Linked DNA regions of Homo sapiens: all the other regions are linked to region 2. Evidence: chromatin contacts called from ENCODE Hi-C or POLR2A ChIA-PET data. All regions are on one chromosome and are shown on one strand. The core of a region is the stretch at or near the end of the contact, and the rest is flanking DNA. Distances in the headings are between cores, read along the strand shown.

What was found. Hi-C counts contacts between places; a loop is a spot of excess contacts on that map. ChIA-PET counts read pairs that join two places held with the same protein, here RNA polymerase II (POLR2A). Pooled maps may share reads with other maps.
Region 1: a map of naive thymus-derived CD4-positive, alpha-beta T cell shows a loop between it and region 2 (2.2-fold over the local background). The contact joins the promoter of ANKRD26 here to the enhancer-like site in region 2. A Hi-C loop is called at or near these places in 2 of 168 maps with a recorded cell type or tissue (colonic mucosa and naive thymus-derived CD4-positive, alpha-beta T cell), 2 of 37 single-sample maps with no recorded cell type and 14 of 50 pooled maps. POLR2A ChIA-PET finds 5 or more read pairs at or near these places in 1 of 52 experiments (activated T-cell).
Region 3: a loop to region 2 is called in a pooled map, with 2.9 times the contacts of the local background. The contact joins two enhancer-like sites. A Hi-C loop is called at or near these places in 7 of 37 single-sample maps with no recorded cell type and 11 of 50 pooled maps.

The regions. Positions count from the first base shown.
Region 1 is chr10:27,098,469-27,101,970 of GRCh38, forward strand. ANKRD26 (ankyrin repeat domain containing 26) reads right to left here and starts at 2,026. Exons shown (of 34, transcript NM_014915.3): 1 at 1,617-2,026. The coding sequence starts at 1,858. RefSeq lists an enhancer at 1,463-1,522 and a silencer at 1,693-1,872.
Region 2 is chr10:26,735,055-26,738,551 of GRCh38, forward strand. It overlaps PDSS1 (decaprenyl diphosphate synthase subunit 1), which reads left to right. Exons shown (of 12, transcript NM_014317.5): 9 at 186-266; 10 at 412-525. Among named protein-coding and RNA genes, the nearest start is that of PDSS1, 39 kb to the left of the region's middle. Within about 2 kb of position 2,182, at least 7 of the 41 ENCODE cell types and tissues checked have a DNase peak (open chromatin) inside an H3K27ac peak, as active enhancers do.
Region 3 is chr10:26,455,363-26,458,952 of GRCh38, forward strand. The region is part of intron 2 of APBB1IP (amyloid beta precursor protein binding family B member 1 interacting protein); the gene reads left to right. Among named protein-coding and RNA genes, the nearest start is that of APBB1IP, 19 kb to the left of the region's middle. Within about 2 kb of position 1,834, at least 3 of the 41 ENCODE cell types and tissues checked have a DNase peak (open chromatin) inside an H3K27ac peak, as active enhancers do.

The DNA of each region.
Region 1 (3,502 bases), core at 776-3,275, 360 kb after region 2:
CTTTTATACATACTCATTGCAGAAATCATAAAGAAAAAAGTTTGACTTATTATACAAATGCCCAGAAATAACAAATTTTACCACTTTTTTTTTTTTTTGAGACGGAGTCTTGCTCTGTCGCCCAGGCTGGAGTGCAGTGGCGTGATCTCCGCTCACTGCAAGCTCCGCCTCCCGGGTTCACGCCATTCTCCTGCCTCAGCCTCCGGAGTAGCTGGGACTACAGGCGCCCGCCACCATGCCCGGCTGATTTTTTTGTATTTTTAGTAGAAACGGGGTTTCACTGTGTTAGCCAGGATGGTCTCGATCTCCTGACCTCGTGATCCGCCCGCCTCGGCCTCCCGAAGTGCTGGGATTACAGGCGTGAGACACCGCGCCTGGCCAAATTTTACCACGTTTTGTACATATTTTCAGCTAACACAAGACCACAGTCTGTATGTATAATCAAACTTTTTTTCTCACTTGAGATACCAAAGTATATCCTCACATGCCAATACACTTCTGTATCTATTGCCACTTTCTTTTCTTTCTTTCTTTTTTTTGAGACAGAGTTTTGCTCTTGTTGCCCAGGCTGGAGTGCAATGGCACGATCTTGGCTCACTGCAACCTCTGCCTCCCAGGTTCAAGCGATTCTCCTGCCTCAGTCTTCGGAGTAGCTGAGATTACAGGCTCCCACCACCATGCCTAGCTAATTTTTGTATTTTTAGTAGAGACGGGGTTTCACCATGTTGGCCAAGCTGGTCTCGAACTTCTGACCTCAGGATATCCGCTTGCCTTGGTCTCCTAAAATGCTGGGTTTACAGGCGCGAGCCACCACGCCTGGCCTCTACTGCCACTTTCAATGGTCACATATTATCATGCACTGACATTTATTCACAAAATCCATTCTATGGGTTCTCCTTAATACACTGCTTAAGCAATGCTGAGAAAAACAAATTACTTGTATATCTATTTCCTAAAGGCATTTTATTTCTTTTTCTTTTTGAAAGATAGGGTCTTGCTCTGTTGTCACTGACATACCTCACTGCAGCCTAGAACTCCTGGGCTCAAGTGATGCTCCTGCCTCAGCCTTCCAAGTAGCTGAGACTATTAGAGTTGGGGGGGGGGGTCTCGCTATAATGCCCAGGCTGGCCTTGAACTCCTGGCCTCAAGCAATCCTCCCGCCTCAGCCTCCCGAAGTGCTGTGATTACAGGCGCGAGCCACCGCGCCTGACGAATAACAGATTTTATAGAAATAATTTTTAACCCAGAAGTTGCTATATTATGGAAACTGCTTATCTCATTATGCACCTTTCCATAAGTGTATGACATTGTATCTTAAATGTGTACATTAAAAATAAAACGCTGTACGTGCTTTTGTTCGTTAATTCACTTTAAAATTGTCACTTAAGTGCTCTCTAAGGGATTTCGGGGGGATCGGAAACCAGCTAGAGTTCTGTTTTTGTTTTTCTGCTCAGAAAGGCGGCCTGGGCGCTGGAGCCCTGCAAGGTGTCACCGTCCCAGGGGCTACGGAGCCCGCGGGAGGCTGATCCAGGCCCTGGGTGGCTCCCACAAAAGGGGCCCCTCTTCCTGCCCGCCTACTCCAGTGGCACTCAGTCCGGGCTTGCGACGCCTATTACCTGTTCATCTTGTCTCTATCGTTCAAGCCATTCTTCCTGAGCAAAAGGATCTGCTGCACTTTCGCCACATTACCCGCGCTGGCAGCTTTGTGGATCTTGCCGAGATCTCGGTCTCGGACGTGGTAGCCGGGCTGCGAGTAGGCGCCCTCCCCCGGCTCGCCCCCGCCTCCCGCGCTGCTCCTCTGCCGCCGCGCGAAGGAGCCCAAGGGCGACTCGCCCTTCTTACTAAAAATCTTCTTCATGGCCCAGGCGACCGGGCTTCAGAGACACCTCATGTCTCTCTCGGCTCTTAACGGCCTCCGGAGCCCAACATAACAAGTCAGCCCCGGCTGGCCGCAGCCTCCCAAAGGAAACTCCGCGGTTTCCAATCTCTCCCTCCGGGTTACCAAGCAAGCGATCCCGCTAGACACAAGTGCGCATGCGCACCTCAGATGGCAAGGTCCACGCGCGTGCGCACGAAGGCCCAGTGGTCAAGTGTGCTCCATGCGCATGTGCAAGGCCCAGACCTCGCAAATCTCGGCGACTGGGACGAGCCCTGCGTTCCTGTCAAACAAATGTCGGTGGGAGTCTGGCTGAGTGTTCAGGACGTTTGCGAAAAGAAGCCTCGCGCCTGTGGGGAAGCAGCCTTTACGCATGACTGGGACTGGAGTAGCGTGGAGTTTTAAGATGCTGAAAGCCTCTTCTCCGAGAAAACTCCCCTAAGAAACTCTCTGAATCTCCCTATCTCTCAGTTTATTCCCCTTCCATGTCCCTTTGGGTGCCATCTGGTCTCCATGAGAACTTAACAGATGCAACAACAGAGGGCACAGGATTTCGGAGATCGTGGCATATGTGTCAAGTGCAGAGGGCACAGGATTTCGGAGATCGTGGCAATATGTGTCAAGTGCAAACTTACGAGGAGAAACCAATGCACATTCTCCAGAAGAAATGAGAACGCATTTCTGCATGCCTCCTTCCCCCACCCCTCTGCCTTTGGCCCAGCCTTATGTTTTATTTTTTGCTTTTGATTTTCCAAGGTTACATCTCTTTCTTCTTTTTTTTTTTTTTTTCCCCAACAGAGTCTCGCTTTGTCGCCCAGACTGTAGTGCAGTGGTGCAATCACGGCTCACTGCAGTCTCCACCTCCTGGGCTCAACGATACTCCCACCTCAGCCTCCTGAGTGAGTAGCTGAGACTACAGACGCAAGCCACCACGCCCGGCTATTTTTGCATTTTTTGTAGAGACAGGGTCTCACCATGTTGCCCAGGCTGGTCTCCGACTCCAGGGCTCAAATGATGCTCCCATCTCAGCCTCCCAAAGTGCTGGGATTACAGGTGTGAACCACCACGCCCAGCCTAGATTGAATAATTTGACAACAAATTGGAATTAGCAACGCAGACGTCAAGTGGAGTCTCAGCAGAAATTGCTGCTGGAATGCACCTCCATAGCTCTGGACAGCTCTAGGGTCCCTTGTGGAGGAGGTGGCTGGCCCCAGAACAGGCGTCTTTATTGCCAAGTGAGAAATGAGCAAAAACAAAACAACACTTCTCAGGCCTCTCCAGCTTAGCTAGATCAAATGGTTTTGATGTGGGAGAGTGGTTTCCACTATCGTCACCAAGAATTTTCCTCCTACACTACCCCAGCTAGAAAGTTATGTTGTCTCCTCAACACTCCCCAAGGTGATCTATGAAGCTAGTCAAGTCCCAGCACTTTAGGAGGCCGAGGTGGGTGGATTACCTGAGGTCAGGAGTTCGAGACCAGGCCAACGTGGTGAAACCCCGTCTCTACTAAAAATACAAAAATTAGCTGGGTGTGGTGGTGCATGCCTGTAGTCCCAGCTACTCGGGAGGCTGAGGCAGGAGAAACACTTGAACCTGGGAGGCAGAGGTTCACACCACTGCCTCTGG
Region 2 (3,497 bases), core at 932-3,431:
AGACTGAAATTCTTGACTGGAAATGCGGTTTTGTACATGCTTGGTGTCCCTCTGATGTCAGCATCTCCTGAGTGTGTATAATCTAGCCCCGCTGCCTCCTATTTTAAGGAATTCCTTCAGCCAGGGGTCAGCTGCTTTGTTGCTGCCTGGAAGCAGCTTATCTCAGAATGCTCTTTCTGTTTCAGGTCTCTGTTCTAGGATGTCCCGACCCAGTGGTGCATGAGATCGCCTATCAGTACGGAAAAAATGTAGGAATAGCTTTTCAGGTTAGTATGCTTTTTATTTGTAAGAATGGTGGCGTAGTGATACAGTCAGCATTCTCCCCTAGTGTGTAATCGTCAAAATAGTAAGAACGATGGCAGCAGTGTTGGCATGGCGGTGCTCCTTACATCCCATTTTTCCTTTTGCCAGCTAATAGATGATGTATTGGACTTCACCTCGTGTTCTGACCAGATGGGCAAACCAACATCAGCTGATCTGAAGCTCGGGTTAGCCACTGGTCCTGTCCTGTTTGCCTGTCAGCAGGTAGGTTTTACAAACTCCCTTTGACACATCACTGCATAGCCCCACAGAACTGATGTCCCGCGGCACAGCTGATGGGAAGATTGCATAAAGGAATAGATGGGAAGGCATTCAGATAAGAGATCACAGGTCTGCATTTGATCCTGGCTGAGTGAGATGTTGGGGCTGGTCATTTCACCTTGCTAAGACTGTTTCCTTATCTGTGAAATTGAGAAGATCACCTTTCTCCCAGGGTGGTTGTGAGGATTAGCTAAGATCCTATTTGAGATCTTTGTGTCTTGTGGTGTGCCATAGGCATTTGAGGTAGCATCGTGATTATTTCCATATATTTTGGCCACTGGCAAAGTGAACGGTTTCTAAGTCTTGATTATAGGACTGGACTTTGGTGGTCCTCAGAGCCCCTTAAAAGGCATAGGAAGCATCAAGGGCCTCCAAGCATAAGAAATTCTCCGGTTCTAGAAGTTTAATGAGACTCTGCTGCTCTGAGAGAGGCTTTAGAACCTCGGCCATTGCCTCAAAATGTCAGGAAGTCAGTGGAGTGCAGTAGACCCACATAGTTCCTTCTTTCTCCGGATTGAGGGACTGAGTCCCCCTTAATGTGAATGAAAGGCTTAGGAAGCTTCAAAGATGTTCCCTCGACTGACAAAGCAGACATTCTCACAGCCTCCTCCAGACCCTGCCACATGGCTTGTGGCTGTACTGAATGTTACTTGAAATAAGTGAGACATTAGCTGGTGTTGGAACATCTCGTTAATAGATTTTCATCTTAGTAGTATTTAATTTGTTATGTTGCAAAGCAGTAAGATGTTCATCACCGTGCCATGAAATTCAACATTAGCTCTTTGGTGTAAAATTATAGTAACTTTTGGTCTTTCAGAGATTTTGCCTCTATTCTGTCTTCACGTTTACAAAGGTCAGTCATGTCCTCCATAAAATTCAGTGATTCCACTGTGATACAGAAACCACGGCCCTTGCTTTTGGTGGGTTTCTGATTGGAGAGAGGAAAGGTCATCTTTCACCCACTATCTAGCATAGCCATTGGCAGCATGATTCTTCCCAGGGGAGGCTGACGTTCTGGGTGGCTGGACCAGGCTACTTTGGCAGCTTGCTAAGGCTATGAATGGAGATGTTGGGGTACTCGGTAGGAACACCCACCCTCATTATTACAAGGCTTCCATCCTCTCAAACTTTGGAGGCTGAGGTAAGAAGTGAAAGGTATGCTGTAAATAGGTCCTCTCTCCCAATGAGGCTTACTTGCCAGCCCAAAATCAAAGAGTATAATACATGTGCCCAGTTTTGACAAAAATTTATAAAACCTCCTTTTGTACATTAAGGCAAGAGTGAGGAACATTTGAGCCATGTAGGTGTTATGCTGGGGATTAGAAAAATGAGGCACTGGCTACCAGTAACCTATATAACTGCGAACATTACTTCTCAGATACTTGTTAGTAAACATGAGTGAAGGAAAGCAAGATGGACTGAGTGTGCTGAAATCCAGCTAGCTTGGTAAAGATTCCTTTACCTAGGCTCAGATTATCAGGATAAAAGGAAAAAGCCTTTTTCCCTGGAGAAGTCTATGAGAAAGTTTTGGTTGCTCTATTTGTAAAAATCTTCAAATTGTTAAGTACTTGTTATGAACCCCAGGATACTAAGTTACCGGTTGAGTCCTACTTAAACCTTAAGGTGACTGGGTGAGAGGAGGCTGGCCTCTTCGGACTGTGTTTCACTCTGAATATATTTCAGAAGAAACTAACTTACTTTCCCCTACACACACAAAGGAGTAATGGCTATCTCTGCTTTCATATATAGTGGGGGAAAGGGGAAATGGACCTCTGCATAGTATCTGTCAGTAATCTACAAGAGACTGAAAAATGCTGGTTAGGCGGTGGCTCATGCCTGTAATCCCAGCACTTTGGGAGGCTGAGGCAGTTGGATTATGAGGTCAGGAGTTCAAGACCAGCCTGACCAATATGGTGGAAACCCCGTCTCTACTAAAAATACAAAAATTAGCCGGGCCTGGTGGTGCATGCCTGTAATCCCAGCTACTCGGGAGGCCAAGGAAGGAGAATCCTTGAACCTGGGAGGCAGAGGTTGCAGTGAGCCGAGACTGCACTCCAGCCTGGGTGACAGAGTGAGACTCCGTCTCAAAAAAAAAAAAAAAAAAAAAAAAAAAAAGGCTGGTTAAAAAAAGCAAGCAAAAGGAAAAAAAAAGATTACTGTACCCGAAGCCATGGTTTTATGTGTGCTTTGCTGGGAAATCCCAGTCATGAGGCACCTACTCATGCTCACCAGACAGCAGTGTTCTCATCTGCCCATAAGGCAGTGAGTTGAAAAGGCACATTGCAGCCTCAGAAAAGGGAACACAGAATGGAGTCCAAGCAGGAAGTGACTCTGGACAGGACTCATTTCAAAAGTAGACTGATGTTTCTGTCTTGTGGCACATGGGCCAGAAGTTAGCCAAGTATGTATTTATAAGTTGCCTTCTAATAAAACAGCAAGGTTAGGCTCTTTTGTGGAATACACTGTAAAACAAGAGATTCTTAGCAAGAAATGTGTCAAAAGATATATGGGACTAAGATTAATTCAGGTAAAAACAAGTTCCAAAAATAACGTAAGAATATGCAATATCTCCACTTAATGAAAATGTGTTTTTAGTTTACAAAGGATTCTTTCATACATTATCTCTAATCTCACAACTCCTCTTTGTGGTAGATATTATGGTGTTTATTCTGCAAGTAAGAAACTGATGCCCAAACCTCGCCAAAATTAAACATCTGGTAAATGGCACAGCAGGGAACTGAACAAGTCTAAGACCAGTATTCATTTTATTACATCATACATAGTGTTATTGCCACTGGTAATGCTGAGAAGTTAGTAGCTATGATACCACACAGGCCTTCCCACAGAGCAGGTAACTAACCCACCTGGGCACTGACGATACTCAAAGAATCATCTCTGTGTCATGTCTTTGCTAT
Region 3 (3,590 bases), core at 584-3,083, 280 kb before region 2:
ACTAAAATACAAAAAAGTTAGCCAGGTGTGGTGCGGGCGCTTGTAATCCCAGCTACTTGGGAGGCTGAGGCAGGAGAATTGCTTGAACCCAGGAGGCAGAGGTAGCAGTGAGTTGAGATTGCATCACTGCACTCCAGCCTGGGTGACAGAACAAAAAAAAAAAAGAATAATAATAATAAGAAGAAAAACGTCTTTGGGGATGCTCACGTTAACTTAGTAAAGTTACGTGGTTACTGTTATGTGAAACACATATAAAATACATACACTTCCCGAAGTTGAATTTTACACTATGTCTGCTGATTCAGCTGTTTAGAGTTTTGGGGGATTTCTTTTTTTTTGGTTTGTGGTTCCAAGGCCACAGCTTTGGAAAACAGTGTGTCAATTCTTCAAAAGTTAAATACTTACAGAGTTACCATATGCCCCAGCAGTTGCACTCTTAGGAGTGCCAAGAGAAATCGAAACATACATCCACACAAAAATGTGCAGGCAAGTGTTCATACCGGCATAATTTGTATTAGCTGAAAAAATGGAAACAACCCAAATGTCCATCAACTAATAAAAAGAAATGAAGTGTCAGCACATATTACATTTTGGATTGAACTTTGAACACATTAAGTGAAAGAAGCCAGACACAAAAGACCACATTAATGTATCATCCCATTGATAGGAAATGTCCAGAATAGGCAGCTTTATATAGAGAGGAAGTAGAATAATGATTGCTAAGGGATGGGGAGAGGAGGAGTGAACGGATACAGGGTTTCTTTTATAGGAGAAGAAAATGTTCTAAAATTAGATTGTGGTGATGGTTGCACAACCCTGTGAATATGCCAGAACCATTGAATTATACACTTTAAATAGGTGGATTGTTTCATTTCACCTGCATGCAAGGAGCTGCTCTATCCACGGGAAAATGGATGCACTAGGTGCAATTTGCACTCTGGGTTCAGTACATTAAGTGAAAGCCTTTGGTGTGCCTAGGAATTATAGGGAAAATAGCAGTGATAGCAGCGGAGTAGATTTTAGGAGAGAACAGGATGGATGTCTGAAAGATGAGGTTGGAGGGGTTGATGCGGGTTGGACTATGGAAAAATTTAAAAGCCACCTTATGGAGTTTATATTAAATCCTATGGACAGTAGAGAGCCACTGAAAAGTTTTGCTACTTGAAAGAATATGACAGAACTGGGTTTTAAGAAGAAAACTCTGGTGGCATTATAGAAGCTGATTTAAGAAGCAGAGACTGTGGCGAGCATCTGTATTCCCAGCTACTCAGGAGGCTGAGGTGGGAGGATGGCTTTTGTCCAGGAGGTTGAGACTGCGATGAGCCGTGATCATGCCACCGCACTCCAGCCTGGGTGACAGAGCAAGAACCTGTCTAAAAAAAAAAAAAAAAAAAAAGGAGAGACTGTTTGAGCCTGTGTAGGCATATGAAAAATAATTACAAAAGAAAAGAAGGAGAGATTGGAGATAGGAAGATGAAAAGTAAGCTGGGGGCAGAATCCTGATAAGATGTGGAAGACCTGTACTAGGATGGTAGCTGGGGAAAGTGTGGGACAAGTTCAAGGGCATTAGAAAGGCTAAACTGACCAGACAAACTGATCATATTTGGGACTTCCAGAATAGGTGATGCTTCTGAGAAGATTGGCTTAGTGAAGGTTATTGGGCTATAGGTCAAGATAAATGTAGGCTGGTTTTTTGGGTGTTTGTTTCTTTAGCAAGAGAGGGATACTATCTGAAAAGAGGAGTCCTTGTGTCCAAGTGGCTCCTTTTAGACACTCACAGCACAGGAGCTAGGCTGTGCTTGGTCATTGCAGATGTTCATAGCCATCAAGTCAGCCCACCTGTGTTTCTTCTCCGAGCCTTGTCTTCCCTTTCTCTGGTCTGCTTTTTCAAATTCTAATGTACGCTTCTTTTTCAGTTCCCCAATTTCTGGTAACTATCGCATTTGAATTTTTCTTTTTTAAGAGACAGGGTCTAACTCTGCTGCCAGGCTGGTCTTGAACTCTTGGCCTCAAGCAATCCTCCTGCCTCCGCCTTCCAAAGTGCCAGGATTACAGGTATCAGCCACTGTGCCTGGCCTCACCTTTGATTTTGGTATCCTTTACCCAGACATCCAGTCGCAGCCTCACTTCACTGCACTGTTCAACTCCTAACTCAGTATCTGATTTTCATCCAGGGTTTCTCTGTGCTGACTTTGTCCCCAGTTCCCAAGATAACATCTGGCTTAGATCTCCCTATACCAAAACCTATACTGGTAAGCCAGGGGACCTGGGAACAGGCTGAAGAGGAGGCTGGAAGGAGGCCATGTTGCATTTAAACCACCGGTAGGGCTGCCTGGTGGAAATGCTCTCTATGCAATGGGAAGTATAATTGCAGGGCTTAAAAATGAGGAGGGAGAGGAAGACACAGATAAGTATGAGTTTTCTGCTTCCCTCTGAAGCAATATCTATAGAGATTAGATAACAGGAATAAGTATAATACCAAACAAAGATCAGGGAAGATTTATCCTAAAGATAATCTGGATCATAGCTACAATGACTAAATTATTTGCTCTGAAAGGGTAAACTTGTTACCACCATTCCTTCAGAAAACACTTAAAGCTGGGTCTTTATTGGTATTTATGAAATCTGGATATTTTTATGGCCTGACTAATACCTTTGTCAAGCCCTTGGACAGCAGAGAAGTTGTATGGAGCCGAAAGTGCAAGGACTTAATGAATGATTTCTTGAAAGTATTACTGAAACTCTCTGGATGTGGTGTCTCATGCCTGTAATCTCCGCACTTTGGGAGGCCAAGGTCGGTGGATCACTTGAGGTCAGGAGTTTGAGACTAGCTGGACCAACACGGTGAAACCGCGTCTCTATTGAAAATATAAAAATTAGCTGAGCGAGGTGGCATGCACCCTTAGTCCCAGCTACTTGGAAGGCTGAGGTGGGAAAGTCGCTTGAACCTAGGAGGCGGAGGTTGCAGTGAGCCAAGATCTTGCCGTTGCACTCCAGCCTGGGTGACCAAGCAAGACTCTGTCGAAAGGAAGGAAGGAAGGTAGGAAAAGGGAAGGAAGGAAGGAAGGGAGGGAGGGATGGAGGGAGGGAGAGAGGGATTACTGAAAGTTTTTCTGGAAAGATCCATGAACACCTGACCAAAAAATTAACAAAGCTAATTTTCCAGTATCACTTTTTTCTCTCAGTGTCTACATCATAACAAACCTAAGTTGTATCTTAATACATTATTTGCCTTTTATATCAGAGCATCACTGGACCATTGTAAGGCAGTAGTAATAAGTTATTAATGATAAAATAGGTAACAAACAAAGACTATAATATGCTATCATCAAAAAATTAAGGCCATATTTCACTTCATGTTTTAGATTCTGGTAGGATTTTAAAGCACCAAATTCTTTGATATTTTTGAATATACTTTCACTAATTCTATTATTATCTACTTTATTCTTATTTACTGTTCTGTTTTAATTATTGTCTGCTTTCATTACTTTTTTCTCCAAAATTTCCTCTGAATTTGACTTTAATTAAATTGTGTATAAGTGTGTATTTTCTTTACTGTGGTTATTTTCTTTTCTTTTCTTTTATTATTA